Linked DNA regions of Homo sapiens: regions 1 and 3 are each linked to region 2. Evidence: read pairs that join two places in POLR2A ChIA-PET (ENCODE). Cell type or tissue: GM12878. All regions are shown on one strand. Links, peaks and the distances in the headings refer to the core of each region. The heading gives the core; the rest is flanking DNA. Region 1 has its middle 150 kb from the start of CBLB. Region 2 overlaps LOC105374027 (a long non-coding RNA gene). Region 3 overlaps CBLB (Cbl proto-oncogene B).

Region 1 (10,813 bases), core at 1,182-9,181, 160 kb before region 2:
CCATCAAATATGTGCATCCTATTTTTTCCTTACAACTGTCATATACCATCTGCAAACCTTAGCCTTGCCAACAGTTACCCTTGAAGATAGAATGCCAGAAATTTGAGAAAATAAAACTAAGGCAGAATTTTGGAAAATCGAATGGCAGTTTCTTATAAAGTGAAACATGTACTTATCCTGTGACCCAGCAATTGTACTACTAGGTATTTACCCAAGACAGATGGAAACATGTGTCTACTAAAAATCCTGGGCGCAAATGTTTATAGTAGCTTTGATCATAGTAGTCCCAAAAATGAAAATAACCCACATGTCTGTCAATTGCTGAACAGATAAATTTTGTATATTGACACAGTGAAATACTACTCCACAAAATAAAATAAAGACATGAACTACTGATAAATGCAAAAACATGTATGAACCTCAAATGCATTATGCTAAGTGAAGTAAACCAGGCTTAAAAGTTTAGATATGGTTTGATTCCGTTTACATCACCTTCTGGAGAAATAAAAGCAGTAGTGACAGAAAGCAGATCACTGCCGATAGAGGAAGGAGACTGACAAAAGGGAATGAGGAAAATTTTGGAGGCAATGGAAATGTTCTCTATCTTGATCTCAAACTCCTGGAGTGATCCTCGTGCCTTGGCTTCCCAAAGTGTTGAAATTACAGGCATAAGCCACTGGGCCTGGCTGTTCTCTATCTTGACTGTGTGATAGTTACACCTCTTTGTGCTTGTCAAAAATCATAGAGCTGTATGCAATAAAGGGGGAGTTTTTGCTATATGTAAATTATATGGCAATACACCTGTCTTTAAAATAATTAGGCAGAACTTCACGGAGGTACTGAAAAACTTAATGCATGTTTCTTGTGTCCCTTCTGGTTTCCTTTGTTAAAAAAAAAAATCCCCAGCTACTTGGGAGGCTGAGGCAGGAGAATCGCTTAAACCTAGGAGGCAGAGGTTGCAGTGAGCCGAGATCGTGCCACTGCACACCAGTCTGGGCAACCGAGTGAGACTCTCTCAAAAAGAAAAACAAAACTCCCCTCTTCCTTTCCCATACATCAGCAGTTCGACTCCCCCACCTATTATGACAAGCTAAGCAAGACACTCAGTGTTCTTAATCAGTGGGTTCATTTTAATGCTTTCTGATACCTGTTTAGTCTCTACTTAGTTATAATTACCTTCTTCTCTTTCTTCAGCAACCCTGCTGTTTTCTGAAATCCCCTACCCTCAGATAATCAGCATGGGGCTTACTTATTTGGTTCTGTAGTTTAAACTGTCCTGAAAAGGTGGATGGGCTCCAAATGATTCTCTTTGTCTTTACAGTGGCTGTGAAATGTGGAGATGGCCACTTTATTTACTAATTCAACAAATAAATATTAATCGCCCACTGGATGCCACACACTTTGCTAAGCACTGTGGTACTGCCCTATGTAAGGGGAACTTAGTCACTGCATAAGTGACTTAAACACTGCCTAAGTGTTTCCCCTTGTTGTTTCTCCCTGCCTAGTGTTAAACAACCATAGCAATAATTTTGACACACGCAAGAAAGGGAAAAAGGAAAGCTCTGTGAATAGTTAGAGCAGGGTCCACAACATTTTTCTTGTCCAGATACAATATATTTGATGTGATAGATATAATGGCATATGATTAGTCGATGAGATCAATAGAAGGAGAAGGAGACCAATACCACAGCATATCAGCAATTCCTACAATGCTGGAGCACTGGAAGGAAAGATCTGATTTGGAGGACTTAGCTTGTCTGGAACATAAGATAAAGCTGAGACTAGAAGGACAAGTTCCAGCAGTAATAGTAGTGGTGACCTTGCTGGTGGTGAAGGATGTAATAATTACAGTGTAGCAGTAATAATAGTAGTAGCAGCAGCACTAGTGGTAAGAGTAATAAAGCGAGGCTGTGTAGGGGAAGGATTTCAGGCACAAGAAGTACTGAAGGAGGATAAATATTATACTAAAAAAACCATGATGGGGCATATGTAAGAACTCATAATATGTAAATCTTTAAAAATGGAAGAATTAGTAATAAACTAGATTGGATTTTTTTTTACTGACAGGAACTTTTTATTTTTATTCACATCCAGAGATCTTATGTATAAAGTAACTCGGATGTTTTGTATGGACACTTCCTGCTATGAAGGCAATAATTTATTGGGAAAAAAGATACACACATCTACTACTAGAAAATGAGACAGGACAGAAGTATTCTCACCCTAAAACACTGGATACAGTAAATAGAACTCTGGAAGGATAGAGCTAACTAGCTGATAAGGGGTATTCCTGGCTTTAAAGAGCAAGACAACAGAGGAAGGAAGATGTGGAGCTTGCATCCATCTAGTTGGATGAGGTGGAGTCGAGGGCTTTCAATCCTGGGGTTCTCCTTGAGCCAACCTAGAGATAAAAGGGAGATAAATTTATAGGAAAAAGCAAGAGCTCATTTTGTTTAAATGATTAAGATAATTTGGTTGTCCATTATTCCCAAGTGGAGTTGTCCCAAACAACATGCCCTGTTCCCATTTGAATCAATATGCTGTTTCTTGCCATTAGTTCTTGCTCCATTGGGGAAAAACACATTATTCTCCCATTATGTGTGCTCTTTCTCTCTCAACATAAAAAGTGCTAGATGTTTTGATTAAATTATCAGGATGAACATCTGTAGCAATGAAAGGTACATAAATACCAGTTCAAATCACTTTTTTACTTTTAACATCTTTTGGGATAGGCTAGGATCTCCTGTGAGGAACACACATCTGAGCAATGTTTTGTCTCATTTTGTTCCGTACTTTCCCAATATGCAGAATGAGATTGGAAGCTGCTATGGTCTCAGTGTTTGTGTCCCCCCAGATTCATATGTTGATACCTAATCCCCAGTGCAATTGTATTAAGAGGTGGGGCCTTTAGGAGGTGATTATGTCATGAACGGGATTAGTTCCCTTATGAAAGAGGCCTGAAGGAGCATGTGCAACACATCCACCATGTGAGTACACAGAGGGCACTATTTATGAGGAACAGGCCCTCACGAGACACTGAATCTGCTGGCACGTTGATCTTGGACTTCCCAGCCTCCAGAACTGTGAGCAATAATTTTGTGTTGTTTATAAATTGCACAATCCAAGGTATTTTGTTATAGCAAGAGAAGTGGACTAAGGCAGAAATCTCTCTAGGTATCTTCTCTGAGCTTTGGGGATGTTTCCACGTATGACCTAAGTTTAGTGTTGATGGTCTTTAGAACCTCTGCTCTTCAGGAAGTCTAGGAAAGGGTAAAGCTCATATTACAGTGAATCAAGAGTTTGTATTAAAGGTCAGAAGACATTTTCAGAGTTAAAAAAATATCAGCAACCAAAAGCAAAAATGCAAAAGAACAGCTCCCAGACTGAACGCTCCCCTGATGAATTCACTACAATTTCCTGAATGATACATTTTTTATTTCTGTTACTACATTAAGGATTTCTCTTTGAAAGACTGTGAGTTTGGGATCTTAGTTGCACCATTCTCTCAGCAAAGTAACCTTATGTAGCTGGTCGCTATGTAAAACTACCACACTGTGTGCGTGAACATTAAAAATAAAAAAAATATACAAATAGACCATGACCAGGCCAGTCTGGACTTTAGTCTGGCTTGGTAAATGTTAATTATAAATTAAACTCTTGACATCTTATGCTATAACCCTTTTACGTTCAGATATATTTCAGTCTCAGCCCTAATAGGGCTTGGTCTCGTAGGTCTAGTATAAAGTCTCTCTCTCTCTCTCTCTTTTTTTAATCATTAGTGTCAATTCCCTCTTAATCGCATGTTGCAGTTTTCCTTCTCATAGTCTTCTGAATACTCAGTTACCAATTTGGCATATATTTCTACTCAGTTCATGTCAGTTGATTTCACCTCAACAAAACTTTATTGGGTACTTACCATGACCTTGGCAATGAGGGGCCACAGAGATGACTGAGCCTTGTTGCTGTCAATCTTTTGGGATAGAGAAACACGCACATCCCACTGTGGCATAAGTGAGACACAAGTACAATGTGGAAACAGAGGAGAGAAAGATGAGTTTTTACTCAGTTAGTTTTACAGTACCTTTTGAGAGTCATGGGATTTCTGAACAGCCTGTGGAATAGTGAGTAACATAGAGGAAGTTGGAGACATAAGTCAAAGGAGGAACAAGAGAGAAGACTCTGAAGGCTTCCCTGGATTAAGAATTCATTTGAGATGGGCATGGTGGTTTACACCTGTAATCCTAGCACTTTGGGAGGCTGAGGCAGGCGGATCCCTTGGGCTCAGGAGTTCAAGACCAGCCTGGGCAACATGGCGAAACCCTGTCTCTACAAAAAATACAAAAAAATTAGCCAGGCATGGTGGTGTGTGCCTGTAGTCCTATACTTGGGCGGCTAAGGTGGGAGGATTGCTTGAGCCCAGGAGATCAAGGCTGCAGTAAGCTGATCAGGCCACTGCATTCCAGCCTGGGTGACAAAGTGAGACCCACTTTTGTGAGTGAGACTCACAAAAAAAAAAAAAAAGAAAAGAATTTGTTTGAAATGCACTATCTTTTTGATACTAATTTACCTAACTTTTAATTTACCTAATACTTCCGGTTTTGTTTACATATTGTTGGTTGTTTTGTTTTTTTTCTGATAGTTCACACTTTATTGAATTCAGTTTTCTTCTCACCCATTTTTTTTTTGTAATAACAATGAACCTAGCTGTGCCACTATTTTGCTATGTGAACTTAGGTAATTCTCTGAACATTGTAGATAAACTAATAGTATATACCTCAGCCATAGAAAACAAAGAGTACATGATAGCTAATAATTTACTGACACTCATGCGTTCATATTTAAATTATGGATAATTTGGATAATTATCTTTACCTTTGAAAACTTCTGCATGTCTAATAGTATTTCATTTACATTATGGTTTTTCTTAGATTGCAATTGATTTAGAAATATTTATGTATTATAAAATATAAGTTTTGTAGCCAAGGATAAGAGACCAGAATGATCAAGATGATTGAGTCCAAATTATTAACTGTGAAGGAGAATAGAAGATGATCAGTAGCTCAGTGTGGATGAGCCTAGTCTAAAGATATAAACCACACATTCTTCTAACTCAGCCCTCAAAGTGCAATTCAATAATTCAGCACACAGGGATTTACAGTTTGGAAAACTTTTGCAGTATCATTATGCTCTAATTTTTTTAGTCCATTCTATATGTGAGTTTTATTCCAACTTCTAGTTGGAAAGGCTCATGTCTTAAAATAAGCCTGATCCAGAAAGAAATTCTACATATGGCTAAGAGAAAAAGTAATTCTTTAGAACCTACATAGACTTAGTTATTTCTTGTGCAGAATCCTTTATTTGCCTTTTTATAGTTCTTTTATTTGAAACATAGGACTTCCCTTCCCTAGATTAGAGGAATTTGTTTCAGAATTGTCTTTCACTCCAGAAGCAGGTTACTCCTGCCTCCATGGCATAAAAAGGAAGAGGGAATGGGTACAATTGGCATTGTGCTGTTTTTTGGACATCTTAACACCACCTATACAAATGACGTTAATATATTAGTGTTTGCTCAGGAAGAACTTGAAAACACAGCTTCACAAATCAGTGCAAGTATTTTAAAGCATCATCCTCCCCTTAGTACATATTCAAGAAATAAAATGAACATAATCTGAACTTACCTCTGTTCTGCTTAAATATGTCTAAAAATTTATATGTTGAGCCTTTGCAAAATGGTAAGTGGTCTACCTATTCATTATTTGCCCCTCTCAAAGCTAATGGATATTGCCGAAAACCCATTATGGCATGTTAGCATCCCCTAAGTAAAACAGTGCATGTGAATTAGAGCAACAAAACAATTCTGGATAAAAACAGAAGTTTAGTTACAATTGCATTGACTGAGCATTAGTTATCAAGGCTACTCACCATGCATCTTTTTGAATCAGCTGGATAGGATCATCGCAATACCTAGACCAAACAGTCAGTACAAATTCAGGCCATTAGTTGGTGGCAGTTTTTCATCCCGCAGCTTACCAATCTGCCCACTTGGATTATCCTCTCTTTTCACTTTGTCAAGTAATATGCAATCCTTTTCATTATTTTTAGCGAAGAGAGCTTGCCTGGAGGTAATGAGTTGTAGATACCAGCAGAATGGGAAACTGATACGACCCCTTTGTCAAAATAATAAAAGAAGTTTAAATTATTCCTTTTTCCTGATATGTCTTTCTCATATTTACATTATTTATGCCTAGTATAGGGTTTAGAAGTTGAACTAAAGACATTTGCTGAAATAAAAGTAAAAGAAAGAATATTCTATGAAGAATCTCACAACCCATGTTTGGGGAAGAATAGATGAGATTGTGTGTGTGTGTAAGGCATACTTACAGGTATGTGTTCATGTGTGGAGGTACGAGGGTGGATTCAAGGTAGGCTGTATATAATTAGAGCTCTTTTTTCCTCCTTATGATATAAAACAGTGGAAGATTATCTTTTTTTCAATTTTAGCAATAAAATATGCTTTAAAAAAGAACTTGAACATTACACTGTAAAAGTAACTCAAATATATCATAATCATCAAAATAATATATTAAACACCAACTGGGATAGGGATTGAAGTTAAGGCTCAGACAACCATTGATTTAGATTCTGCCTGTACCATGTACTTCCTGTGGGACACTGAATATACCACTTTATTCTTCTGAACCTTAGTTTTGGTATTTGTATAATGCAAGTAATAATAATAATACCTACTTCTTGAGGGTAGTTAGGATTAAATGAAATGATGCATATAAGGCTCTTACTCTAGTCCCAGCACATTGTAAGGCAATGTTAGGCTTTTTTGTGTGAAATTATATAAATTAATAACCTTTGTATTGATTACATTTGCGTGGAGATGACTACTTCTTAAATGCTGAAGAAGTCCCTAATACTTTTCAGAGACTTTAACACTAAGAAGAGCATCAATATAAATAGAATTGTTAAGAAAACCGCTGTCAAATTCATTTTTTAAAAATCTGTTTTCCCAAGGATTAGAATCAGGGCTGACTTATCTATTAGAAATAGCAGGCATAGTGTTTAGAGCCCAGAGTACCTCTAGGGTGTCACAAAAATATTTTAATTTATTTTAAAATCAGAAATAGATGAACTTTTAGATAAAAAAGTTTTAATATGCAATATCAATATATTCATCTTGGTGCCAATACAGTAATAAAATATCATTTAAAAACTTTTTTTTTTAATAAAAAAGAGGCCCAAAAAGGCAAAATTGCCAAAAGCCTGCGGAAGTCATAGTGCAGCTTTGTTTAAAATGTGATGCCAGACTGCAGGAAATGGAATTTTCTTCAGGTCACACAGTATGCCAGAAGAAAATGTGAAGAGCAGAGTTTTCCTTGTTATTTTTGTTTGTTGGGGGATAGGAGCTTGTAATTAAGTGAAGTAGTATCACTCACTTTGTTAGAGTGTATCAGGCGTGTTTCTCTTGGAATGATATTGACTTATATCCTCACAATAAAATTAACACCAGTATATGAAAGACTCATGGATGGAAACATAGATGAATAAGACCAAAATATGTAGTTTAGAAAATAGGGAAAGGGTAATATAGATAGAAATAGTTTTTACTGTTTATAAGACATGAGGAAATGCACCTCATTTAAAGTTATAAAAATAATTTCAAGACCTGCTGGAATTCAAACCGCCGAAATATAAACCCATAGTAGTAATATGTGCTGCTAAAAATTTATGATATTATAATATTGTAAATATTACGATAGCCCTTTTGCTCAAGAGGCACTGGTATATTTAAAATATGTCATCATGCATGTGTAATGTCTTAGCAAAACAAATCCGAACTTCTTGTTAAGGCAAGCTCTGGGTTTAATCCTTTGGTATAGTTATTTGAGCTCAGTATCTGATGTCTCATAAGATCTTTTTGAACATAAGTATAACATATCAGGGCATGTTATACTTAATCAAGAATGAGGAGGTGTCTTCTTTCTTGATTGTTGGTTTTAGAGAATTGTACGAAGTTACATTTTGTGCAATACTGAATTCCTTTCATTGCCAATTTGGAGTTAAAAAAAATAAGTGGTGAAGTGCTTGATATCCTTGAAATAAAACATGCAGAAGATAATTTCTCAAGAGATGGAGAATTAGAAATCACTGATTTTTATTAAATCCCAAAAACATGCATTTTAATGGTAGTCTATGATGTAAATTCTCTAAGCAATCTTGGGAATTTTGAATATATTGTATAATACTCAGCTCAGTAAATCTTACTTTTATATCATAAGTACAAATTTAAATGCCTACAGTGTAGATGATACTGTGTTAGGCACTAGAAAGTTTGATCAGCCCTGCCAACTACAGTATAGTTGATGGAGCTCTGAATTACTGAGCAACATCATTTCACTTCTCTTTACTTCATTTTCCTTATCTGTGTACTGGAGATAGTAATTCCTGCTTTATAGTCTTATTGTGAGGCTCAAATCAGATAAGGCCTATAAAAGTGCCTTGAAAATTGCAAGGAACTATGAAAATATAAGATAGAATTATTACTATCCTTTAGGCTCAATGTTGATACCATAGCAATTAATTATGATTATTTTATAAGAGTAGTATGGGATTTGGAGCTATTTTGTGAGCTTAAATATATCTGAATGTGTAATGTAAGATTTAGCTCAATGGCAATCTCCTAGGCCATGATATTTCTCTTAGGACTAATATAAAAGCAAATATCTTTAACAAGGAATAAATTCAGTTGCTCTTTGTTGCCTCCTTAATCATTCTGCAAAGTGATTTGTTTTGGTCTTTGCAAAAGTGTTAGTTGAGAGTTTCCACCCAAAACTAATTGTCATTGAAAATAATGAATGTACACTTAAAATGAATTTATTCAGATTCTTTGACTTCACTGACAAATCAGTGGTTTATTCAAGTCTACTCAATTTGAATGTTTTCCTCTGAAGCTATGATTATAAAATCTTCAGAGTTAAAGTACTTCCCTAAGATTAATGACTAGATAATTGATTTGCAGTAAATGTAACTTATTTATTGAGACTCGTTCTATGAGATTTGTGACTGAGAAAAGCAAAAGTAAGTAGATGGATTGGGAACCCTCCTTGGTGCTCCAGGTGTAAACTTTCTGTTTCTTACTTTCTTTGAACTAACATTTATTGAGTACCTACTATATAGTCAGTGCTACTACATACATTATCTCATGTAATCATCATAAAGATTCCATTTTAGAAACTAAGAAAATAGAATTGCCCAGAAATTAAAAATCTGTCCAAGATGATCTGTCCAGCTGTAAGTCAGGACCCCTCTTCTTTACTAACTCCAATACCAGTGTTCTTTTAAAAGCAATGTAATTTCTCATCCAAATCTACATGCTAGGCAGAAGGTTCCCTCATATTCTTTCGTCTTTCTAATCAAACCTTAATCTTAGGAAAGAATTTGACAAATAGCTTTACAACAAGGCAGTAGGACACAGATGATTCATAAAGCTTAAAGTCATATCAAACACAAGGAGATGTATATTTTACTAGGAGAAACAAAACTATTTGTAATATTATGTCAAATGTATGAAACGCTTCCTAAAATTTCAGACACTAGCATACAACTGTGTTAAAGGGATTAATCAATACTCTGAAACCATATTACATAGGTAATTTTCCCTTGCTAAATAAGTGGCACTCAGAACTGTAACAGTGATGGGCTGAGATTTTCATGTAAACTTGTAATTAGATCTGTAACTGTTACTGATGGCCTTTGCTCTTATAGAGCCACTTGCAATGAGGTTGCTGTTCAAGTTGGCACTGGCAGTTTCTGTAGAATATTTTCCTGCTCCTCCTCAAAAACTCACAGCAAAGATAGAAGATATGTCACATACGCTTTTAAAAGACGGGGTGACAAGCAAAAGGAAGATAAACATCTTTGAAGACCAGAAGCAGAATAAAAACACATGGCAGTAAATGTGGTTTAAGTCACAGGCCTACCACATTCCAGGACAAGGAAGTAGCAGAAATGTTCATGCTTTCAACTTCTGAGGATCAAAACGGGTGGCAGAATGGAGCCGGATTCAGTGTGTACTACAGAGAGTTAGGCCAGGCCAGCCAAGTTCAGAGGCAAAGCTGAGGCTGATAAGTTGTTGCCTAGTAGGTGGGAGGAAGCACAAATAGGTGCTTCACCAAAGCCTGGCCAGGCCCCAACTAGCTAATACACCCGTAATATCCCTGCATTCTGAGAGCTCTGGGTGCCAATACAAGGGCAAGGCAGGTAGAGACAACTGTAAAACTGCCACACATGGAGAGGTGAGAGAGACTGAGCCAAAACAAACAAACAAACCGAGAAAGGAACACTGTAGCAGCACCACTAAAATTTCAAAGCTTATAAGCCTAAAAAGAAATCATGAAAGAGAGCCATCAAGCAGATGTTAACTGGATGACATAATTATGATTGCACAATTTGAGAAAAATTTAAGTATGTATTTTTAAGATCTTAAAATGTATAAATTAAGAAAAGAAATGATTATAGTACCAAAATGGTTATGTTTCAAAAACGTGTCTATATTCAAGTTCTAAAGAGAAATTTTAGAAATAAAAAAATCATATCATTAAAATTAAAAAGCAATAAAAACCAAAAAATTGAGTAAGTTAGGTTAACATCAGTTTAGAAGAGCTAAAGGAGAGATTAATGAATTAGAAAGAGTACTGAGGAACTGATCTACAGGATGAAAAAGAAAGAGAAGGAAGGGAAAATATGATGTCAAAGTTATGACTGTCTTGAAGAATGGTCTGACTTGATTTTTTTCCCATCGAAT
Region 2 (10,813 bases), core at 1,406-9,405:
TTTGTTTCAACTATAAGATATATGCTTGGAAATTAGTTTGGCTGACACTGGAATTTAGGTATTATATTAAGCTCAGAGCCTTTTGGATTGTAACCCATTTGGCATTATATCATGTTTTATAATTATGTGTTTTTTTTCTCCTCCCCAGAACCACAGTTTCCTATTAGACAAGAAGTGACAGGTTACCGTAATCCAGGTAGGAGTTGCCTGTCAATATGATATTTTTTCAATAGCATTTACTGAAACATACAAGATTTAGGTATGCCCTAATTGTTGTGGGATTTTCAAAATGTGTCATATTCTATGGGAATCAAGCCGTTTAATTCATTAATTCATTAAATTAATATTTATTTATTAAATGCTTAAGTGACCTAGAGTTGTAGAAGGCACTAAAGATATAATGGCAAACAAATGCAGTTTATTGGGGGAGACAGTAACTAATAAGCAATAATTGTAAAGCTGCAATTGTTTTAAGTGCTAAAGTATATGGTACTCTGAGGTAGCATAATAGGAAAATTAATGCATGCAGGAAGATTGGGAAAGGGAAATGATCTGAAGTCTGTAGGATGAATAGGAGTAAATTGGGACTAAAGGGGAGGAAAGAGGGTTCGGTCCTCTGAATATCCTGGCTGGGTGATGGTGATGCTGAGGGAAGAAGCCAAGGAGCACACTGAGCTGGGGTGTGCTCATGGGTAAACATGGTAAACAAGGTCAGGCCAGGACTAGGGACGGGGAGGAGATTGTGAGATGTTAGGAGGAAAATTAAAGGATTTCAAAGCTGAGGGAGGATAGGGAATCAGAAAAGGACAGGAGTAACACAATCAGATTTGTGTGGAAAAGATTGCAAAGATTTTTCTAGGTGTAGTGGGGCAAATGCATGAGCAGGGATAAGGATGGATGACAGTGGGTCGATCACTTATGAGCCATTTACAGCAGTCCAGTCCTAGGGGTACTTGTAACCTGTTTCAGGTGGTAGTGAGGATGGAGGTGTAGATAGGAGAACAGAGTGGAGAGATGTGTCTGAATTTTTTATGAACAGACATTGGTGATGAATTACATATGGAAAGATGGGAAGGGAAGAAGACTTGTTTAGGATGACTCTGGTTTCTTATTCTCTATGTTCCTCATTTTTTTTTTTCAAAATGAACCAAACAGGGTTGAGAGTGAAGGAAGATGCTGGGTCCAGTTTTGTACATATTGGGATTAAGGTACCTTACAGATATCTAAATAATGATGTCCTATATACTTTGACATCAGTCCATGGTCCTTAAGCCTCATGCTGTAATCTATTTGTCTTCTAATTGTATTTGTATTTTATCAAATACATAAACATTCCTAATTAACTTAGCAAAATAATTACCTTCAGTTTGTGTGACTTAAACCTTATGCTTCCCAAGTGAAGGCATTGCTTCTTAAATGTTTCCCCCAAAACAATTTAACTTAAGGAAGTGAGCAAATTCTATTATTAAGAAATACAGATTGCAGATGACAGCTATAATGTAATCCAAGCAGATCAGAGGTCTCAAAGCCATGAAACTTGGTTATATTAATAGGAAAGCAAACTGCATTTTCCCTTGTATTAGGATGAGTCTTTATTCTAATTAGGGGAAGTTATCTAAAATCCACATATTTGTTTCCTTTATCTATTTCTTCTATACAAACCTTCTGTGAAAAGCAACAAAGTGGCAGCACAATTCTCTAGCATTTTTACTCCTGTAGGTTTTGATTAACTGTAATTAAGTAAAGGCAATTATTCAAAGGGAAATAAATTTTCTCATTGTTAACTCTATTAAACAAGAAGTCATTTGCTGCTGAGTGTGGTGGATGTAAAGAGACTTAATTACCCCTTTTTCTTTTATCCTTTTTCCTAAAGGAATAAAAGAAGCTTCATATTATTTTCTGAGTCTTGACTCTAGTACACATCTGCCTCCCTTGAGCTGAAGGTTCACAATTTTTTGTTGTAATCCTTTGCGTCTGGAGATACGCCTGTGAACTAGGGGTACAATAATAGCCTGGGTTTTCTACCTGTGAGCCATGGTAGGCAGATCCAGAAATAAGAGCTAATAGTTTATCTGGAAAAACACCTTTGGGAAATTTCAGGTAATCACAAACCACTGTGCAAAACAAAATTAATGCATATTTGGTTAGACTAATGCAGATGTATCTAACTGCATTTAGGCAATTCTGCACATATTAAAATTATTTCACTTCCCAGAAGGAAAGTAAATTTAGGGATGGAGAGTATTTGGGTTGCAAATGGAAAAACTAGATAAAATCACTTTTTATAAAAAGGTTGAGAAAAAAGAATAAATAGGCTTCTATGTTCAGGAGGAAAGTTTGAGAAGTGGGGGAGACAAAGTTTGTGTTGCTGTGAGAGACTTCTTGTCAGATACCGTGCTTGAATTTCCTTGAAATCTGCACATGTAGTCAAATCTACTGTTCTTAATAATGTATACAAATACATCCAGCATTTACAAGATACATCATTAAGAATGCAGTAAATAAATGCAACACTTTCAGCCTCAATATGATATAGGGTCAAGAAGATAAGGGAAGACTATAGAATTGAGTTGAAACATGAAAGATGGATAAACCTTCTAAGAAAGCACCTTAAAACTGGCTGCACAGTGGAGTTATTTAACTGATTAAAAAATCCAATGACTGCAAAGGGTCCCATTGCCAGAAATAATGGTTTGATTAATTCGGGATGGAACCTGAGAATCAGTATTTTTTAAAGGTCCCAGATGATTCTAATGTGTAGTCTAGCTTGAGAATCACTTATATCAGAGATGGTTATCACTAACTATAAACTATTGGTAAAACAAATCAAACATACTTTGTATGTGTATTGAGTGTATTGCTAAAGCTTTCTGGATGTAGAAGGGCTACACAGACATTTTATTCTCATGAATGAAAATGGCTAGCATGTTTGAAAATGAATTAGACAAAGAGTTATTATTTTGTTTTTAATTTCTACTATATAGTAGTCTTAAAAATTAAACCTGTGATGTTAGTATTTGTAGTATTTGTATTTTAGAAATAAAAGGTGAAATATAGAGGACAGAGATAAGACAAAGAACCTACCTAATTTCCAGAGTTTCAAACCTATAACTTGGTGCAAAAGTAATTGCGGTCTTTGCCATTGAAAGTAATAGCAATACTGTAATCACTTTTGCACCAGCCTAATAGAAGATGGTTTGGGATTCAAACCCTATCTCCCTGATGCTTACGGACAGTCTTTCAGGGTTTCCTATAGGGTTATGCTCCTGCCCCTGGCAGGTGCTCATTGGCTTACTATCCTTTTCTCAAAATAACAGTATTTTTCTAGAGAGAAAAGAAATAAAAGTCAAGAGAAAAATGGAAAGAGTAACAAGCTTGGGAAGAATGTTAATACTATTATATTTGTACGTTATATGTTTCACATTTCCGCAGCATATTTTCTTCATTGTTGCTAAGGGAAAGAGAGCAACTGCAATCTTCTATGATGCCAGGAATAGGCTTCATAGATGAAAAGCACGTTTATGAGAAACTTTAAGATAAACTGAATTTAAGGCCTCTTCCATGTGAGTTCTCTTACTTAACATCTTAGCTCCTCAACTTAAATAGAAGGCACATAAATTACTGATGTTCCCACACACTGACTAAAAGCTGGATAGGATTTGGGTTTGAGTATCAGAAGAATTGAGTTCCCTTCTGCCTCGCAATCTGAATCCAGTTCATTCAAACCATGCTTTACAAGAATGAGTTTCTTATTCTTATAAAAATATTTGCAATGAAAATTAATTAGTTTACAACCATATTTAAAACCTTGAAAAATACTGTTTTTGCATGATATCATTATTAATTATTGTATTGCAGCACCCAGCGTGATACCATGCTTATGCAGATACTTTACAAATATTACTTGATGGTTTGATGATTTTGTATGATTAAAAAACACACAAAAAGTTGGCTTTCATTACATGGAATTTAAGGACATATAAGAGTTTGCAAGTAAAAGGTATATATTCTTGCCATTTTTAATTGCTTAACTTTTATAAAACATAGTTTATGCTCTTTTCTAAGCTTTTTAATACTATGCAGAATCGACAGACAAGCTTAAATTACAGTCATATTCAATTACTAGCAGAATATACAATAAGAATACTCATAACATCATAATTGCTAAAACTTATTGATAACATAGTATGTTAGTCACTATACTAATTGCATAGATTCTCTTAAATGCTACAACTACGAATGAGTAGGTAGTAGTATCATTTATACTTTCCCAATGCGGAAAAGGAAACTTAAAGGCATATTTAAGGTCACAAATCTAATTAAGTAGCAGAGCTTGAACTCAAACTCAAAGTTAATCTAGGGGGGTTGAATTTAAGGGAGTTATCATTAAATACATCAATACAAAAAAAATTCCAATATTCTCTCTCTAAGGTTGCATAACTCCCTGTGGCTTCCATAGGCTATTTGGAAACAAATGTGAATATACATGGTTTCTTTCTGTCTATTCTTTGGCTAGTTAGAGGTTTCAGCAGTTCTTACCTGCTTATACAAAAGGCAGACAGATACAATTACAAGGGCGGTTTGAAATAAGTCCAGAATCTTCCTACCCACTGACCATGCAGAATCCAAACCCTTAATATGCATAATGAAGGCATTACTTCACTTTACTTTGTAATTTCTCCTAAAACGCACACAAACCATTACCTCATTCAAAATGGCTTGGATTGAAATAGCTGATTTAAACTGATGTTTAAATCTTAGAACGAAGCCAGGCTGCTGTCTGTGTAAGAGGCTGCACTGCCTTATTACTGTTTTATTTTGATTATATCAGCAAGTGAGAATCAATAGGTCAGACAGGACCTGTGAATTGATGTTTATTCATATGCATGCCTTCCAGCTGAATGTGATTAGAAATGATAGTGTCATTATGTAAGTGCTAATAGTACCTAAAATGTTTGAATGCTCACTACGTACTGAGCACTAGTGTACATGCTCTACATGGATTACTTCAAAACAACCCTATGGGCAGGGACGGTTATTGACCCCATTTTACAGGTGAGGTTAATATCACTTTGCCCAAGGGTCGGCACCTAGCAATTGGCAGTGCCATGCAGGCATTTTTACTTCAGAGTTAGCTCTAAACATCTAAATAGTCTTGGCATGAAATTCTATTATTATTGGAGGTCAAAGGGCATGACTACATTGTAAGCAGTACAATGGAATTGTTTTGGAACCTGAAGTCTCAGCTTCAATTTCTAGTGCACCATTTATCAATCGGTGTCCTTGGGCTAATTACCTCATTTGCTAGTGGAAGATAATAGCATTACCTACCTCACAGGTTGGTATGAGGTGGATAAATTAATTCATATGAAACATTTTAGCATAATGACTAAAAAATAATAAGTACTCAGTTATTATTATGTGAGTTACCTAACTGGCTCCATGAGTTGATTCAGGCTCTAAAAATAGGCAACAGATGCATTAGGCAGCTTTGATTGCTTTCTGTAACTTGACATAGCAGCTTTACGTTACTCAATGATTTAGTACAATTTAACATTTGTAGAGCTCCTTTCTCACAAAGATAATTGATCTCACCAATCATCAGCCAACTTGTGAACTGGCTCAGAATGAGAAAACCCATAAATTTCAGATGCAGAAACAGGCAAGCAGTGAAAATTCTTGCCTCAGGACACACTTGAATTCAAGGAGATTTGAGGATTAGCACCAAGGCATGTTATCTAACCAGAGAAAACACATCTCTTCTGAAAGTTCCTGATAGCCTGAGGACTCAAGGAATCAGACACCCAATGACTCCAGAGAGAAGGAAATGACACCTGAGAAAGAAAATGACACCTGAGAAAGAAAATCTGGCTAGTCTTAGATCTTGACACAGACTCTTGTTTGATGCTGGATATGTTCCAACTACATTAAAGTTCTCTACACTAGACTTGCTCAATTGTCTTGGCAGACTCTGCCATAGATGAGACATCAAGTAATCCATGCTGAGTAGAGAGAAGAAAAACAGTAACTGTAACAGACTAGGTTTCATTAACCCAAGGGTTCTAAGAAAAAAAAAAAACGTTGTAGAAAGCTTCCTTTTTGTGGCAATCTAACAAATTTTAGAAGAGAACTTTTTTATTAACTTATTTTTTGCCAACTGCATTATAATATGTAAGCTGACAGCTATATTTTTATAAAAATAAATTCGTATGTGCATTTTTATGGTACATGGGCTTCAATGGCAAGATGCTTCATTAGGCTGCTAATCTTATCCATCTCACTGGGTCTAGCCTCCCTCCCATCTCCCACCTCCCCTAGATCTATACGCACCTCCTTCTTTACTCCCCCAACTAAAAACACTTGTTAATATCACTTCACTGGGAACTGAAACAATGAGTTCAGTTTCATGAGTTAGCTGAGATAAATGTGGTGGGAAAATTTTTCTTTCTAAGTAATTTAAAGATATAGATACATTCACATATATATTCTTTGATTTATTTTGAAAGAAGTTAGAAAATAGGAGATCATCAAATATATAAACTTAATAGTTCAGTTTTCACTTAAAAAGTTAAAAAAAAAAAAGAAAAAGCCATTTTGTAGTAATCAAGACATTTTTGAGGATAGGACTTGGGCAGAGAGAGTACAGTGGTATTCTATAATCTGTGGTTTCTCTTTCTGTAGTTTCAGTTACCCATGGTTAGTTGCGGGTTTAAAAGTAGGTGAGTATATTACAAAAAGATATTTTCAGAAAGAGTGAGAGAAACCACATTCACATCACCCTTACTGCAGTATATTAATTGTTCCATTTTATGATTAGCTATTGTTATTCATCTCTGTGTCTAATTTATAAAAGAAACTTTATCATAGGTATATATGGGTAGGAAAACACATAGTATATGTAGGGTTTAGTACTAACCATGGGTTTAGGCTCTCAGAACCTATCCTCCATATAGGGGGATTACTGCATGCTACATGCTTGGATGGGATTTCCAATCTCATTTTCTAGTTTAACTCTAACCTTTCTGTCGCATTAGGGTGGAATGTTCTTCTCTAAAACACATGAAGTAAATGAATGCTTGGTAAAGATGTTCATGTTTAATTATAACTGGAAGTCAGACCTGTCTTAGGCAACATAATGATCAAGGTGAAGTTCATCCCTGCTGGCTTCCCATCTACTTCTGCCAGAGCCACTTCTTCCTTCTGACCCTCCCTTTGTCTTCCTGCCATCCCTGATTCTTGTCAAGGGGATAAAGTGTCGGGCAAAGCAAGCTTAAGGGTTTTGCCTTTCAAAGGAGATTTCTTCAAATTTAGAAAATGAAAACATTTTTCAGGAGGGGACCACTAAACCATGAAACTATATAGCTTGGGCATCAGCAATTTAAGTTTGAAATAAAACAGTGTTTAAATTTCAGTTTTGACACTTCTGGGTTTTATAACCATGGGTAAATGACTTCAATCTCTTTTGAATTCTTTGTCTGAAAAGAAATAGGAATAGCAATAGTAGCTATCTCTGTTGAGAGTTGAGAATACGGGGAAACTAGGTATGATGCCTATTTAACCCATAACAAAACGTCAATAGTCAGTAAGGCTGATAATTTGCAGAAAGAGTATCTGACTTGTACCCCTTTAAATAATAACATTTGGGACCACAAAAGTCACTTGCTGGTGAGACTGCCCACCATACCAGTTATAGATTGTCATAACTTCAAGGAATCTTAGAGGTCAGCCACTTCAAGGTACTTAGAAAAAGGTACCTGGCTTATCAGCCAGATAAACCAATTTTTCCACGGCCACATAGGAGTTGAGAGATTGAGTCATGTCTCTAACAGGAACTTCTTACTGCAGTTCTAATTTTTTTCACTTGTAGTTCTAATTCTGTTCACTTCACTGAGAATTCTTGAGTGTATAGGGAGCTGATGATGACAACTTTCATTTTGAAGTAAAGTATTCGTAATCCTTAAAATGTGTATTTTGCTTAAGATTTAATGTTAAGACTCAAATTCTCCATTTCATTTAAACATTTATTGGTTTGGTGTTCACTGAGCATCATTTTTGTTAATTTCAAAATAGTATCATTCATGAGAAACAAAATAAGTTTATGAAATTACTCCCTTTTCTAAACCTAAATTTTGTTGAAGAGCAGAGATGAGGTCCAATTCTACAGACACAGACCCATACACACACCCTCCAACCCCCTACACACAATGTAACACATGAATATTCCAACTCTAGAAAGCATGCTGTTGCAAGTTGCTATTTGAGTTCAGGAAAGAAAGAAATTAATATATGTTTTTGTAGTTATTGTTTTCGTGCATTCTGAAGCACATTTTGAAGTCCAAATAAAAGATATCTGTTGAGTGGATCCAACCTTTAGAAAATAGGTTCGCAAACTTTTTCTATAAAGGGGCAGTTATAAATATTTTAGGCTTTGTATAAGTCAAGAGACAAAATTTTAAAAATCATCTAGGTACTTACATAATTAGAGAAAATCAATTTTTATTATTTTTATTGGCAAAATTTAAAATATAATAAGGACACCATATTTTTGAAATACATTTTTATTACTGAGAAAAAAATGAATTATTTTATGAAGGATAACATTTTTTGTAACTGAGATTCAAAATAATATTTCTTATCCCCAAATTGATTGTGAGCATTTATCTATTAAAAACCATTCTCAGCTCACAGACCCTTCAAAAACAGCCTGGAGAAGAATGATAAAGCGATGAACCAAAGTTAGTTCACCAAGGGAAATGAATGTTATCAAGAAGATCAATGATTGACTCTGGAAAAAAATTCAGAAAAAGAAAATTTTTACAAAAAGAGAGGGCAAAGAAGACACAGAATTAACATATAATAAGATAGCTTCAATAAATTGCACACAAGAAATTCAAGGACTAAATTGCACTAAGTCACAGATTACAACATAATTTCTGAATCTTGCCTTTTATTATAGTTCCTTTCTTTTTAAAATATATATCCTTTATCACATTCAAATATTTTCCTTCAATCCAGGATTAAGAGTGATAAAGTTTCTGGAAGTGAATGTTGCAGAATCAAGCTGGAAAAAGAATGTCATCTTAGTTAATATTTGGGGCAGAGTGAATTATAAGAAAATACTACTGTCTTTGAACTTTATACGGAAGCTTGTGTGTGGAGAGGATGAAAATATGTAATTCCAAATTATGCCTGTTTGGCATAAGGATTATTCTGAGCTGAAGACAATTGAGAGAAAGAAGTTCTCTGCTCTGCTCCTATTTGTCTACCAGCAAAGCACAAATTCCCATTGTGATGGTGTCCCTTCTCCTTCCCCTGACCAGAAAAAGGAGAAAAACCGTTCTTACCACTGAGATTAGTCTGTGTAAACAAACCTTACTAAATAACTCCTATATACCATTAGTTTCCCTCATGTATTTTCCTTCCCATGGTTTATCACCCTTGGAAGCCTAAAACCATCTTAAAAAAAATCTAGTCACTTCTCTACACTCACCACCCTTTGTTAAAGATATAACTCCTCAAGTCTAATTGCTTCTTCAGGCTTTCACTTCTTTTCTCTGGAACTACATTGCATATGAAATTTAAAATAAAATGTCTATGACTCTTCTCCTGTTAATCTGTATTTTGCCAGTTTAATTCACAAGTTCCAGTTACTAAACCTAAGAAATTAGAGGGAAAACTTTTGCTCTCCTATATGTCCTTGCAAGTAATAAACAAAATATAGCAGATTCAAATATAATACCTATAGAAACCTCTTTCACTATTGTAATTTGAGGACTGAGGGTAAGGGGCAATTGTTGCATGATTCAGGCCAAATCTTCAAGAGGTAACCACAGAACACCACAATTTTGCCATTTATTGAAAATTCTAGTCTCTTGGTTGTCTGCACTTTCCTTTCTTAGCTTTATTTTCTATATACCATTTTTTTGTTAATCTGAGCAACAAACATTTTTTATTTCCCCAACCCTGTAATTTTAAGAAAACTCTTTCTAACAAAAGCCTCATTAAGATAGGATGCCTCCAAACATCTACACATCATATTTTTCTTTCGGTAAAAATGTGTTGTGATGTGAACAGGACTTGAATTTTATTGCCAAGTAAAGCTGGCTGTGAATCCAGGATCCATCATGAATCTGTTGAGTGACTTTGGACAAATTTTCCAATGCTTTTCCAATCTGAAAAAGAAAAGAAAATCTGATGTAAAGTCTTAATTCCCTAGGTTATTATAATTAAATAAGATAATGTGCATAATAAATGACATGTACATTTGTATATATACACACACGTATATAATAAATTTGTAAGGCAATTTTGAAAATGAGACTATGCCTTTTTATCTTTTAAAATGCATATAATGTGATATAAATTATAATATTTAAAAATATATATATTCAGAAATCAAATACTAAAAATGAAGTTGTCCTGATAGAGGACTATATCAGGCATTTGCCTAAGGATATTCTAAGAATTTATTTGTCCATTTACTCTATTACATTGGAAATGCTACAAGTCTAAGAACCTCTGCTTCAACCAGATTTTTTCCTCCTAAAAGGAAAACTGGTGATCTCAGGTGGCATGTATAAAGTTTTATATTAAAAGGAAATGTCATATATTCTCACTAGCTCTATTATTCCATTACACAATATCATTATAGAATTGCTATCTTAGTCCAATTTGGCTGCTATAAAAATACCATAATTGGGAAACTTATAAATCACAGAAATGTATTTCTCTCAGTTCTGGAGACTTGGAAGTTTAAGATCAAGGCATAGGCAGATTCAGTGTCTGATGAGGGCCCTCTTTATGGTTCACAGAT
Region 3 (8,000 bases), core at 1-8,000, 330 kb before region 2:
AAAAGTGGGATACAAGTTTACCACATCATATATGATTACATCCAATTAAAACACTGTATCCACTCAAATTCCTAGTCAAAGGAGTTATATGCCTTGTCAATGTACTGATACCCTAAAGAGTAAAATTTAATGGATGACTTGGCTGGATCAGGAAGAATTTCAAAACTACTAAATTTGAAAAAAGAATTATAAAGACATTTGTAAAGAACTTAGTTTTATTAGGTCAATGGCAGAAATACAATGTGAAAAATAAAAATTTAACATAAATATCTGACTTCCCAAGATGTTAGCACTTCTTGAAAAGTGTACAAGAATAAACAATCACTATAATATTTCTCTACCTTACTTCTGTCACACTGTGGCAACTCAAATTCCTCTTGTTATTCCTGGAGAATTTTAAAGCATTAATTAATGCTAAAAGGCAACAGGAAGATTCACCACCCTCAAGATGAATAAACTGTGGCCCAAGAATATTAAGTGACGAGCCCAAAGTTACATAATTGGTTAGACGTCTACGAGTATGTTTGGGTTCATCTCTAATTGAGAGAGAAAATTATAAATTATAAATATATAATTATGCCATTTTACACCTGGAAGAGGGTTTTTTATGTTTGAATTTGATGGTTTTACTTGTTATGGGTATTTGGCCAGTATTCATAGAAAATTTAGAGTTCACATACCTCCATAACTGAATTTTCTATTTTACAACCCTATGAGGCCAGTTTTTCTGACCTGAAAGAAATATTAGAGGTTTCTTAAAGGTTTTCCTATGTCAGAAAACTAAATACAGAGAGGTTAAGAGTCTCACACTAAAATTTAACTAACATGTTAAGACACTATATATTTTCATTAATATTGGTTTTCCAATTTGGAAATCTAAATAAACTATCACTATCATGAATATTCCATATATATTTAAAATAGCCCAGAAATGGAAAACTCTATCATTTTCCTTATTTTGTTTAAGATAGATCCTGAAATTTAACATTAGAATGGCCAAACAATAAACTTGAATGAGGATATCTAAATGAAGAATCCTGGCTATAAAATTAGGATTTGGTTGATGTCAATTCAGTCTTTGCCAGCCCAGTTCAGTTTCTCACTTAAGTCAAAATACACAGATGGAAGTTACATCTCCCACCCACATCTACCACATCCGCAGATTCAATCAAACTATGTCTTTAAAACACTTGTCTCCAATACCAAATTCTGGTGTGGATGTGGAGCACCAAGAACTGTCATTCGTTGCTGGTGGGAATGAAAAAGGGTAGAGCCACTTTGGAACCAGTCAAGGGGTTTCTTACAAACTTTCTTGAAAGTTTCTTATGTGCTTTCTAAACTTATGCATACCCTGAAAATCTAGCAATCTTGCTAGGTATTTTACCCAAATGAGTTAAAAGCCTAAATCCACATGAATACCTACACACAAATATTTATTGCAACTTTATACATGATTACCCAAAAAATGGAAGCAACCGAGATGTACTTCAAGGTGTGAGTGAAAAACCAAACTGTGATGCAACCACACAATGGAGTATTATTCAGTGGCATAAAGAAATGAGCTACCAAGTTATGAAAAGACATGGAGGAACCTAAAATGCAAATTGTTAGGTGACAGAAGCCAATCTGAAAAAGTTACATATTGTGTGAGTCCAACTATGTAACACTGTGGAGAAGGCAAAACTGCACAGACAGTAAAAAGATCAGCGGTTGCCATGGGTTCAGGGGGGGAAGTGAGACAGTAAGTAGATCACGGGGCATTTTTAGGGCAGTGAAACAATTCTATATAACACTGTAATGGTGGATATATTACATTATGCATTTATGGAGCATAGAACAGCACAACACAAAAAGTGGACCCTAATGTAAACTCTAGGCTTTAGTTAATAATAATGTATCAACAATAGTTTATCAACTATAACACACTACACCAATGCAAGATGTGAACAGGAGAAACTGCTTGGGCAGAGGAGATTTATGGGAACTGTAATTTCTGAATAATTTTCCTGTAAACCTAAAATGACTCTGAAAATGAAGTCTATTAAAACATTGAGAATACTGTCTCATGAACTAGCTACTATCATAAGTAAATTCACATAAAGCTATTAATGTTAAAAGCAAATACAGTCATGAACCCCGTAATGACATTTCAGTCAAGGACATTTCAGTTAATGACAGACTGCATTTATGTTAGTGCTTTCATAAGATTATAATGGAACTGAAAAATTCCTATCACCTAGTGATGTCATAGTCATCACAAGGTCATAGTGCAACATATTACATGTTTGTGGTGATGCTGGTGTAAACAAATCTACTGTGCCACCAGTCACATAAAAGCATAGCACATACAATTATGCATAACACATACTTGATAATGATATTATAATAAGTGACTATATTACTAGTTGATGTATTTACTATACTATAAACTTTTTAACATTATTTTATAGGGTATTCCTTCTACTTATTAAAAAACAGCTAACAGTAAAAGGGCCTCAGGCAGGCCCTTCAGGAGGTATTCCTGAAGGCACTATTATCACAGATGATAGCTCCATGCATGTTATTGCTCCATGCTAAAATGCAAATTGTTAGGTGAAAGAAGCCAATCTGAAAAAGTTACATATTGTGTGACCTTCCAGTGGAATAAGATGTGGAGGTGGAAGACAATAATATTGATGATCCTGACACTGTGCAGGCCTAGGCTAATGTGTGTGTTTGTGTCTTAGTTTTTAAAAAGTTTATAAAATTTTTTTTAAAACTTAATTTTTTAACATTTTTTAAAGCTTATAGGGTAATATAGAAAGAAAATATTTTTGTTAAGCTAATTGTTAATACCAGAGTCAAAAAGTTAAAAAAAATTAAAAGTTTATCAAGTTTAAATGTGACAGTAGGCTGTTCATATTGGAAAAGAAATTTTTTTTATAAATTTAGTGTAGCCTAAGTGTACAATGTTTCTGAAGTCTGCAGTAGTGTACAGTAACAGTCCTAGGCCTTCACATTCACTCACCGTTCACTCACTCACTTCCAGTCTGGCAAGCTCCATGCATGTTATACAGGTTATTACAGGTTATCCATTTTTATCTTTTATACAGTATTTTTTTTTTTGTCCAGGCTGGAGTGCAATGGCACAATCTCAGCTCACCACAACCTCCACCTCCTGGGTTCAAGCGATTCTCCTGCCTCAGCCTCCCGAGTAGCTGGGATTACAGGCGTGTGCCACCACGCCGGGCTAATTTTGTATTTTTAGTAGAGACAGGGTTTCTCCATGTTGGTCAGGCTGGTCTCGAACTCCCGACCTCAAGTGATCCGCCCACCTCAGCCTCTCAAAGTGCTGGGATTACAGGCATGACCCACCACGCCCGGCCTTTTATACAGTATTTTTACCATACCTTTTCTATGTTTAGGTATATTTAGATACACACATACTTACCATTGTGTTACAACTGCCCACAGTATTCAGTACAGTAACATACTGTATAGATTTGCAGCCTAGGAGCAATAGGCTACATCATACAGCCTAGGTGTGCGGTAGGTAATACCATCTAGCTCTGTGTAAGTACACTCTATCATGTCCACACAACAATGAAATTGTCTAAAAATGCATTTCTTGTAAAGTATCCCCATCGTTAAGTACCACATGACTATATACAAAGCGACTCACATTTACCCCAAAACAATTACATGGTGACGTTTAGGTTAACTATTAAGTAAAAAGCAACATAAATGACCTTTACACCAAAACATCTGAAATATTCTTCTTACCTGTCCTGTGACTGTTCTTCATACATTCTCTCCTTGCCTTCTTTAAAGAGTCTTATTGCCCGTTTTGACTTTTTCATAAGGCTATCAATGTAGATTTTAAAGTACTCATTCTCACTGAGTTGGGCAAGTTTCTGGTTGTCATCATATTTACTCAATATAAGTCGTAAATGCTGATATGTATCAGGCAAAATATCAAGTATATATGGTGGGCTATTTTTCAACTGAAGTTTGGGATTTTGGCACAGTCTTACCTAAAAACAAAGATAAAAATAAAATAAGTCATAATATTTTATTTCACAGAAAAATTAAAAAGTTAGAGAACCATGTCCTATTTCTTCATTTTTCCATAATATAAATAATGATCTTAACTTACTATCTCCAATTTATTAACTGATAGTCACGTTTGTCATAATATAAATAAATCCTATTCTGTTCTCCTACCATTCAATCTTTTCTATATCATATCCTTATTTTGAACCTCTAAAGTTTAATTCTAAGATACCTCATTGTGCATAGCTTAAAAGAACTCCAGTATGCTAATCACTGTATATCACTGATAGTCTTTTTTTTTAAATAAAAATGAGGAAATGGGCCTTCTCTGTTGACAACCAATGTCTCACATTTATATGTTATTTTACTACACTGAATTCCCAGCTGTTGCTGTCTCATAGTTTGTTAATTAGCGTTTTGGTGTACTGTTCTGAACCCCGAGGACAATAAAACAAAGAGGTGCAATTTGAATAACTGAGTTATTAAGTAGTAAATGTGTGTCAGGTCAGAACCAGTCTTTTCCACCTCCCCATACTGTCTACCACGCCTATAAACATGTGGCATATAACGGTTCAGTCATCCCATCACAGGTGCTGCCCAACCACTGGGGCGTTCAGGGGCTGCCTGCAGAACTGAAAGTACCTTCTGCCGGCCAGAGAAGGTAGTAATCCAACTAATGTATTCACTTCTACATGTTCATGTGATTTAGCCAAGAGTAAGTTAGTCCACCACATTCTTATCCCTCCAGAAAGGGCATAATCAACTCTTTACATAAATAACTTTCAAATGAAATAATTGAGAATTGCACAGTAGCATTATATAGTGTAATGGGACAGCACTCTTACAAAAGGTTAAATGTTCACATAAAGATCATAAAGATACATGGCTCTCTTCTAAGGCCCTCGTTGTATTTTTTTTTTTTGTCAAATTGTCAAGAGTATATCTTATTTTATTTTATTGTTTTTTTAAGACGGAGTCTCATTCTGTCACCCAGGCTGGAGTGTAGTGACACGATCTCAGCTCACTGCAACCTCTGCCTCCCGGGTTCAAGTGATTCTCCTGCCTCAGCCTCCCAAGTAGCTGGGATTACAGGTGCCTGCCACCGCACCTGGCTAATTTTTATATTTTTAGTAGAGACGGGATTTCACCATCTTTGTCAGGCTGGTCTCGAACTCCTGACCTTGTGATCCACCCGCCTCGGCCTCCCAAAGTGCTGGGATTACAGGTGTGCGCCACCGTACCCGGCCTAAGAGTATAATATCTTAAACATAATTGGCTAAAGCCTCCTGTTGGGTGGCACTGGAGTGGCTGTGGGTATTTTTGGAATCTGGCTAATGGAAATTTGAATTGAAGACACATTTACTTTGGGTTTAATGGAAGGTATATGTGAGGCATACAGTCACTCCTGTAAAATGGTTTAATTACTGTCAGCAATCCCAATGAAACTGAAATAAGGCAGGCAAAGAAAGAATATACTATTAATATATGATCTCATTTTCACATGCAAAATCTTAAAAGAAGGAGTTAAGCAACAAAGAAACAGAGAGTAGAACAGTGGGTGGGCCCCAGGGATGGGGAGGGGAAGAAATGGAGAGAAGAAGGTCAAAGAGTACAAATTTGAAGTTATGTAGGATAATTAATACTGGAGATCTAATGTACAGCATGAGGCCTATAGCTAATAATACTGTATTCTGAAAATTTGCTAAGAGAACAGAGTTTAAATGGTCTTACCACAGAAAGGTAATTATGGAAGGTGAAGGATATGTTAATTTATTTGATGTAGTAACCATTTCACTATGTGTATATATATCAAAGCATCATGTTATACACCTTAAATAAATACAATATTTTTTAAATCTGTAATAGAACTTTTTTTAAAAGATGGTTTTAGAAATACCTGAGGTGCCCACAATGCTGACTAGCCTACCATGGGAACAGTGAAATCCAATTCAAATCTGGCAATTTGAATGTGTTTCATGACACCCAAAACTGGAAGTATATGCGGTAACGGAAGATAATCAAAGTATAAAATGTACAGAGCCAAAAACTAGTCTAGATTATTTCTCTAATCACTTGTAGATATACCGGCTTTTTAAAAACTATAGTGCTTTGTGGATTTTTCTCATTCTAAAAAAAATTCACTTTCATAAACAATTTGATGTTTGTACTTTCGTATTCTTTATATTTAGAAAGATTCTTTCAAATCATATAAGTTTCAGGGGACATAAAACATGGATCTGCCTCTGGGCACCCATAAAAGTGCCTGGGACAAATAAACAATCGAACTATAATAACTTCAAGCATAACGAACACAATAAATCAAGGAACTAACAAATTTAAAGGGTACTCTTATACACACTATCACACTTACTTTCTTAAAGAAATTGGCCAGGCGCAGTGGCTCACACCTGTAACCCCAGCACTTTGGGAGGCCGAGACAGGCAGATCATGAGGTCAGGAGTTCGAGACCAGCCTGGCCAACATGGTGAAACCCTGTCTCTACTAAAAATACAAAAAGTAGCTGGGTGTGGTGGCAGGTGCCTGTAATCCCAGCTACTAAGGAGGCTGAGGCAGGAGAATCACTTGAACCCGGGAGGCAGAGGTTGCAGTGAGCTGAGATCACATCACTGCACTCAGCCTGGACAAGAAAGCAAGACTCCATCTCAAAAAAAAAAAAAAAAAAAAGAAAAGGAAAAAAAAAAGAAATCACTGGGGATCAGGGTTTTTTTCAGAGGGAGTAGATGGAGAGAAAAATCTGGTTCAAATTTCCAACCATCAGCCTCTAATTTAAGATGTTTTTCACATTAACCCAGGGCATGATCTTATATTCTTCCTCTTTGTAAACAATGCCTTAAAGCAGAATTGCTGAGTACATAACCAACAAATTAATGGATTGGTTGACTGCTATTTTTTTTTCACAAATAGTTTGATTGTATTATTTCCTTTATTTTTACAATTGAACTCTAAAGTATCAAGTATTCAAATTAATAATCCAAAGGTATAGGCTTAGTTAAAAAGTAATAATAGTATTTTTATCTCCAAGAAAGTCCTTGGAAAGGTAAGATGTCATCTCATTTACTAAATAACAGCAAATCTTTACAAAGTATAGTGAAAATGGCTGACAGAGCTTTTTTTACCCCCTTTTTAATACGTGATACGTTAGTATAATCAGAGTTCATTCTGCCCTAAAGATTAAGTCCCAAATATGCCAATTATTTAACAAATCCTGCTTGAAAAAGAATATGGTTTTTAAATTATTTAAACCAAAAATACTATCACAAGTATACATAAATACCAAGAATATTGCCACCAACATTCTACAGCAGGCATAGTTTAATGTCAGCAACATAAAACTTGGTGTAACATGTCACAGACTGATACATTATTTTCTTCTAGTTTGGGGACCAGGTAGCTTCAAATTCATTTCCTCTACTAGAGAACTTTTTAACTGATACATACAAAATTTCTGTCAGGTATTTTTTTTCCAGACATTCCACATAAATATTCTTTGACAGAAACGTTTATGTTTTACAAATATTTAATTCACTATTCTTTATCTGAACTTTTTTCTCATTTGCTTTATTTAAAACTGTAATTCCATGTGGGAATTTATTGCTTTATCAGGTGGAAATTGCTTGAACTACTATATGCCAGGTACTGAGCTTAGAGCTAGGAAATTATAGATGACTAGAACATACTTCCTGATTCAAAGAGATGCAAAGAGTCTGGCAGAAGAGACGTAGTTCTCTATAATTAACTTAAGAGCAATGTAATTCTTGCTCTAAGGGATCTTAGTAAAGATTCCACCCAATCCATTCATTTCCAGATTTAAAAAAACTAAGAACTAGAAAGATTAAGGGACCATTAAAATATCATTAATCCAATACAAGAGCTTGTATCTTCTGAATCTCGGGCTGATCTTTCTAACTGTATCACAATTTAATTAAAATTAGGCATATAATTAATGA

The links. Peaks named below come from ENCODE experiments on the same cell type or tissue, not always from the same donor. Only the 100,000 strongest peaks of a DNase experiment are listed, where the experiment ranks them.
Region 1: POLR2A ChIA-PET joins it to region 2 with 5 read pairs; 2 of 35 experiments call an interaction of 5 or more read pairs at or near these places.
Region 3: POLR2A ChIA-PET joins it to region 2 with 6 read pairs; 6 of 35 experiments call an interaction of 5 or more read pairs at or near these places.

Annotation. Positions count from the first base shown.
Region 1 is chr3:106,015,228-106,026,040 of GRCh38, forward strand. No RefSeq gene overlaps it. Among named protein-coding and RNA genes, the nearest start is that of CBLB, 150 kb to the left of the region's middle. RefSeq lists an enhancer at 959-1,524. In GM12878, for the core only: no CTCF peak of the experiment used is centred there; no DNase peak of the experiment used is centred there.
Region 2 is chr3:106,178,353-106,189,165 of GRCh38, forward strand. It overlaps LOC105374027 (a long non-coding RNA gene), which reads left to right. Exons shown (of 3, transcript XR_924311.3): 2 at 149-196. It overlaps LOC107986110 (a long non-coding RNA gene), which reads right to left. Exons shown (of 2, transcript XR_001740838.3): 2 at 8,543-10,172. Among named protein-coding and RNA genes, the nearest start is that of CBLB, 310 kb to the left of the region's middle. RefSeq lists an enhancer at 6,054-6,103. In GM12878, for the core only: no CTCF peak of the experiment used is centred there; DNase peaks (open chromatin) are centred at 5,869, 6,335, 6,729 and 7,021; H3K27ac peaks cover 3,763 bases.
Region 3 is chr3:105,849,652-105,857,651 of GRCh38, forward strand. CBLB (Cbl proto-oncogene B) reads right to left here. Exons shown (of 19, transcript NM_170662.5): 3 at 3,763-4,013. Among named protein-coding and RNA genes, the nearest start is that of CBLB, 15 kb to the right of the region's middle. In GM12878, for the core only: no CTCF peak of the experiment used is centred there; a DNase peak (open chromatin) is centred at 4,560; H3K27ac peaks cover 622 bases.